2 separate regions of the Mus musculus genome follow, and region 1 is linked to region 2. The links are chromatin loops, found by intact Hi-C in ENCODE. Cell type or tissue: heart. All regions are shown on one strand.

Evidence for each region. Hi-C counts contacts between places; a loop is a spot of excess contacts. Peaks named below come from ENCODE experiments on the same cell type or tissue, not always from the same donor. Only the 100,000 strongest peaks of a DNase experiment are listed, where the experiment ranks them.
Region 1: a loop joins it to region 2, with 5 times the contacts of the local background. A loop is called at or near these places in 28 of 42 quality-filtered maps.

What each region holds. Positions count from the first base shown.
Region 1 is chr16:4,551,524-4,554,023 of GRCm38, reverse strand. It overlaps Tfap4 (transcription factor AP4), which reads left to right. Exons shown (of 7, transcript NM_031182.2): 2 at 1,924-2,089; 3 at 2,180-2,278. Among named protein-coding and RNA genes, the nearest start is that of Tfap4, 6.9 kb to the left of the region's middle. In heart, no CTCF peak of the experiment used is centred here; DNase peaks (open chromatin) are centred at 633 and 1,053; H3K4me3 peaks cover 799 bases; H3K27ac peaks cover 2,004 bases.
Region 2 is chr16:4,605,558-4,608,057 of GRCm38, reverse strand. The region is part of intron 1 of Glis2 (GLIS family zinc finger 2); the gene reads right to left. Among named protein-coding and RNA genes, the nearest start is that of Glis2, 12 kb to the right of the region's middle. In heart, a CTCF peak has its summit at 1,252 (motif pointing right); DNase peaks (open chromatin) are centred at 7, 1,337, 2,177 and 2,287; H3K4me3 peaks cover 471 bases; H3K27ac peaks cover 2,200 bases.

The DNA of each region.
Region 1 (2,500 bases), 54 kb after region 2:
CTATATGGTTGAGGATAGTCTTGAACTTGTCTCCTAAGTGCCTGCTCCTGACATGTTGCCACCTTGCCCATCACCGAATCTTTTTCTTGCTTGTTTTTTGAGACAAGAGTCTTCCTGTGTAGCCCAGGCTGGTCTCAAAACTCCCACTCATCTAGCTAGCATCAGCCTGCTCAGTGCTGAAACTACAGGTGTGTGCCCTCACTGTCCGTTCTGTCTCATTTTGCCCCTAACCCTGTGTTGTTAACTACTTACTGCAGCACATCCATCACAGGGCCTCTTGGCCCTGACCTGAGTCCCCGTCTCCTTCCACATGCCCACCATTCTCTTGAAGGGCTGGGAGGAAGGAGGCATCCTGGGCTGAAGCAGGAAGGCTGGATCTCTCTCCCTACCATAAGCTCTAATGAAAGGGAGGCCTCATCTCATCTGTCAAGTGGGAGACCTGGCTCTCTCCCAAGGCTCACACTCCCAGGTTCTATGAGGATGCATGCCCTGGGAGAGGGTGGTCTGGGGTTCTGGGCTTTTGGGCCCTGAATGAAGTGGGAAGGGGATGCTTTGCCTCCATCCTCCTGCAGCAGCCAACAGAAAACTTGTTCCCGGCTGTCCGACCTTTCTGTTGGGAGAGGAAGCTGAGGCCCTGGAAGGGGTAGGGATGAGGTTCTTTAGGGAGCTGAGGCAGGACAGATGGGGTAAGTTGGGTAGGGCTGGATAGGCTTCAGCTGTTTCCAGCTGCTACAGATGTGTTTCCCTCCTGGGCTGCTGTGCAGCCCATTTTCTCTGGGGATAGAGGCTGAGGCCAACTCACGGTGAGAGAGTTAGACCTGCCACCTCCTTGACCTCAGAATCCCACATCAGTGGGATGAGAGGTGTCAGAGGCCTTTTTTTTTAATTTCCCCAGACCCAGGGTATGTGCTCCCCTGACTAGCCTGGAACAGGTCACCCTGGGAGGGCCCCTCAGGAAGAGGCCAGGGCTGTGGCTTTGGGTGGGGCTGGAGGCCTCTGCCGAGAGCTCCGCATCTGGAAGCCATCAGGCCATGGGCGGGAGGGGGAGTTGCAGGGGAGGGCTGAGGGGGGCATACCTCCTCCAGGCCACACACAGGCCCACCCCCTTGGGAGCAGTGGCATTGGGCCCTTCCACTGCTGGCTGCTTTCTCTCTTGCCCCACTGGCTAGCTGCTACTTCTACAGCATGCAGTAGGGTTGTCCACAGCATGCCGGGAGCCTCAGTTCTTTACACAGAGTGAGCTGCCTCTGAGGAGAAGGCCAGGATAAAACAGAACTGTCCCAAGGGGTGGCTGGCCCAGTGTCCCATCTGTGGAGTGAATGCTGCCTGTCTTGTCTTTTGTACACTCTTAGCTCACAGAGGCTGGGATGGTGGTTGGAGACTTCTGGCTGAGACAAACTGTGGTGGTGGGCAGGCGGGAGGGGGTATCTCCTCAGAACTCTAGTGACAATGTATAAGCTACTGAAAGAGGTGGGCCAGATAGACACATCAAGGAACTTCCAAGTGTCCCAAGAACTGTCTCTGGTTGCTGCCCGGGGTCCTCTTGTGTTAGAACCACAGGGAATAGCCATGTAGGATTCTGGGCCTTCCCAGCTTGGCTGGCAGTGGAGGCATGCAGAGCTGTGAACCCCTGTGGGTTTTAATAGCTAGACATGGCTAAGAGTCTCTTCTAGAGAAGAGAACGCTAGGAAAGAGGTCAGGGAAAGAAAGCGTGGGTTCTAATCAGACTGCATCCACAGACAGCTGCTTCAGTCCACTGGGCATCCCGGGCTCAGCCCTGTGTCTTCCTTGGGGGTGATCTGCCAGAGTTGGGATGCCGGTTACAACCAGGGCCCACTGGTGATCAGCTGTGAGGACAGGGGCCTTCTGGGGGTAAAGTTCAGAACACCTCTCTCCTGAACCTACTCCTGTTCTCCCTGGCAGCCTAGCCAACATTCCACTGACCCCCGAGACCCAGAGGGACCAGGAAAGGCGGATTCGACGCGAGATTGCCAACAGCAACGAGCGGAGGCGCATGCAGAGTATCAACGCGGGCTTCCAGTCCCTCAAGACCCTCATTCCCCACACAGATGGAGAGAAGCTCAGCAAGGTGGCAGGAGCAGGGAGGGCTTCCTGGAGGAGGTGTTGTACTCTCACAGGGAGAGGACCATCAGCCTGATTCTTTCCCTCTTGCCCTCAGGCAGCCATTCTCCAGCAGACAGCAGAATACATCTTCTCTCTTGAACAGGAGAAGACTAGACTCCTGCAGCAGAACACACAGCTCAAGCGCTTTATCCAGGTACTGGATGGGGAATCCTCCTAGCAGTGCTTGGCCTTCCCCTTCTGTGTGGGCATTGCCTAAACCATTGACTATCAGTCTTATTCTGCCAATGGAACCCACCCACTTCCTGCCCGGGCCTGTTTCTTCATCTCTGAAGTATCGTGGAGTGGGCTCTGTTCTAGAACGTAAGGCCATTCTTCCACGCCTGCAGGGCGTTTGGTTACTTGGTGGATTTACAGA
Region 2 (2,500 bases):
TAAAAGAGGCTGTGACAAAAACCAGGGCCAGTGAGCTTTGGCTGCCACCAGGGGGCAGCTGAGGACTGTGGCCAGACCTGTTCTGCAGGACCAGAAAAGGACAGTAGGTAGAAAAAGCTAGTGGTAACATTCTTAAAATTTCATACTGCGACTCTCCTCCTCTCATGCAACTGCGGGGTCTTCACAGCACAAGGCCAGCCCTTCCACACCAAACACCTCACCTTCCGCCCTCGAGAGACCTCCCACTTGTTTCTCTGGCCTTTGTTCGTGTAGACTGTCACACTGCAAAAATCTTTTTACTGAACACCCACACTAAAAGACTCTACTACTGTATTTAATACAAAGTGGGCATGGAAGGAAAAACCTGAAAAATACCTGGAGCAGCTGAGTGTGTCCTCGGGGGCTTGTAAGACCTTGTGCCCTTACATGGGGCGGAGATGGCAGAGAGGACAGTCACTCACTGTGTTCCTCCCATCTGTTCTCCAGGCCAAGGCTCTAGGGCAGCTTCTCCTACCTGGTCGTCCCTTGCTTCCCTCTTATGCCCTCAAACTCCAAGCTTCAGCGGCATTCCCCAGTACACAGTGTGCACCCTTCCTTGGCCTGCAATGCAATCCTGCTTGTAAGGATGTATCTCCAGCTCCCACTACATGTGGCTACATGGAATCTGGGCACACAGGGCTGCATCATCAGAGCACAGGAAACCTGTTTACTGTGAGATTCAGGTCTGTAACTTGTCCCCACTGAGGCTGTCAGATGCACTTGTTACTGCTCAGACAACGCTTGGACCAGAGACTCACTGTATCATACCCTGGTGACCAGAGCACCACCCTCTTGGGAGTCCCAGACCCATGTAGGTGGGTAGGTGATGGTGATGGCCTTAGACCTTCTCATCCATTCCTGTCTAGGCAAAGGCTGCCCTCTGCCTGACCTGTAGCCCGTTAAATCTGTCTGTCTGTCTCTACCTGTTTATTTTTAGACGCAGTCTCAGTCTAACCTCCCTGAAGCTCCTCTATGCTGGGAGCCTGGAAGGGGAGGAAGGAAGTAAATATTTATGCTGATTAAGAATTCAGGAGCCAGGAAGGGCTGGTGGCCTGGTCCCTCGTCTGGCCCAAAGCCACAGGTTTCTCTGCCCCCACCACCCACCATGGAGAAAAGACCCCTGGCAGGGTGCCTGAGCTAGAGAGTCAAGCACTGGCTCTCAGTCACAGTGCCAACCAAGCAGTAGCCTTTGGCACCTGCTCCTGTCTCATGTCCTCCCACCAGAGGGAGCCTAGGAGGAGCCTCTGATCTGTCATCTGGTTCTGAGGACCTCCAGGGAACAGCACAGCATTCACCTAGGGTCCATCTCCCTGGGTGAGGAGGCCAGCACCCAGAGCAGGAAAGGAGACGCCAATGACTGCCCCACCCCCACCATCAGCAGATCCAGTCTCCAGGGATACCCTTTCACTTCCTGTCCCTTGGTTCTGTCCAGGGAGGTAGGGATCATTCTTGGAAGCCAGGATCCAGCCCAGGCTCTGCACTCCTCCTAAGAAAGGAGGAAGGAGATGTCGCAACGAGTCCTGCTAGTTTTCTGATCCTCCACCCCAAGGGAGCAGATGGCCTATGACCCCACTCATGCTTTGACCATGGCCAACCTCAAAGACCTCTTCACTCCTACTCCCAGCCAGCAGCAGCCTATCTGGCTTCAGCTTGGTTTTGTCCTAGAGCTAGATGAAAGGGGGAGGAGAAAGGCAGGTCCCCCATTCTTCTAACTGACTCTGCAGCTCAGCTCTCCAGCCAGACTTAAATGCCTGGAACAAGGACAATGGCAGGCCATGATCCTGGGAAAAGTGAAGCCATCACCTCCTTAGCCAAGGTCCAGCAGCAGCTTGCCCTTATAGTTCAGGATATCTGGAACCAGTGGGTCTCCGGAACTTACTGGTCCAAAGGGACGGGATACCACCCTCTCTCATGGGTACAATACCCAGGGGTAGGGAGTCCACCCGCCTGAAAGACTTGCCGGAGAAACCACCTGTGCCTGTTTTCCTACTGGTCAGATGGCTGAGTGACTCTCACCCTGGGCTGCAGGGCTGCGATCAGGGACCAAAGGCCATGCTTTGTAGCACTCACTCCTGGTAGGCTAGGTGTGTCCCGAGACACACCCACCTGCAAGGGCCATGAAGGGAACCCGCAGCAGCAACCCCAAAGGGTGCTGGGCCAGCCCTGGAGGCTCTTCCAGCTGCAAAAGGAACTAATTAGAGCAGAGGGAGCTGGAGGAAGCAGCAGTAAGGGAGGAAGAGCAGAGACCACCGGGGTGGCAGGGGTGGAGACAGCCCTCCCACAACCCGAGCGGGGGTCACCCTGAGGGTGGGCTGGGCGCCTCCAGCCAGCCATGCCAAGACAATGACTGCTATTGTGCGCCCACTGCAGACCCTGCGCAGACGGTCCCCAGCTGCAGCTCCTGCAGGGCACCAGGCCCCCTATAGACCAATATAGACCACCATCCCTCCCTCTTGGGGAA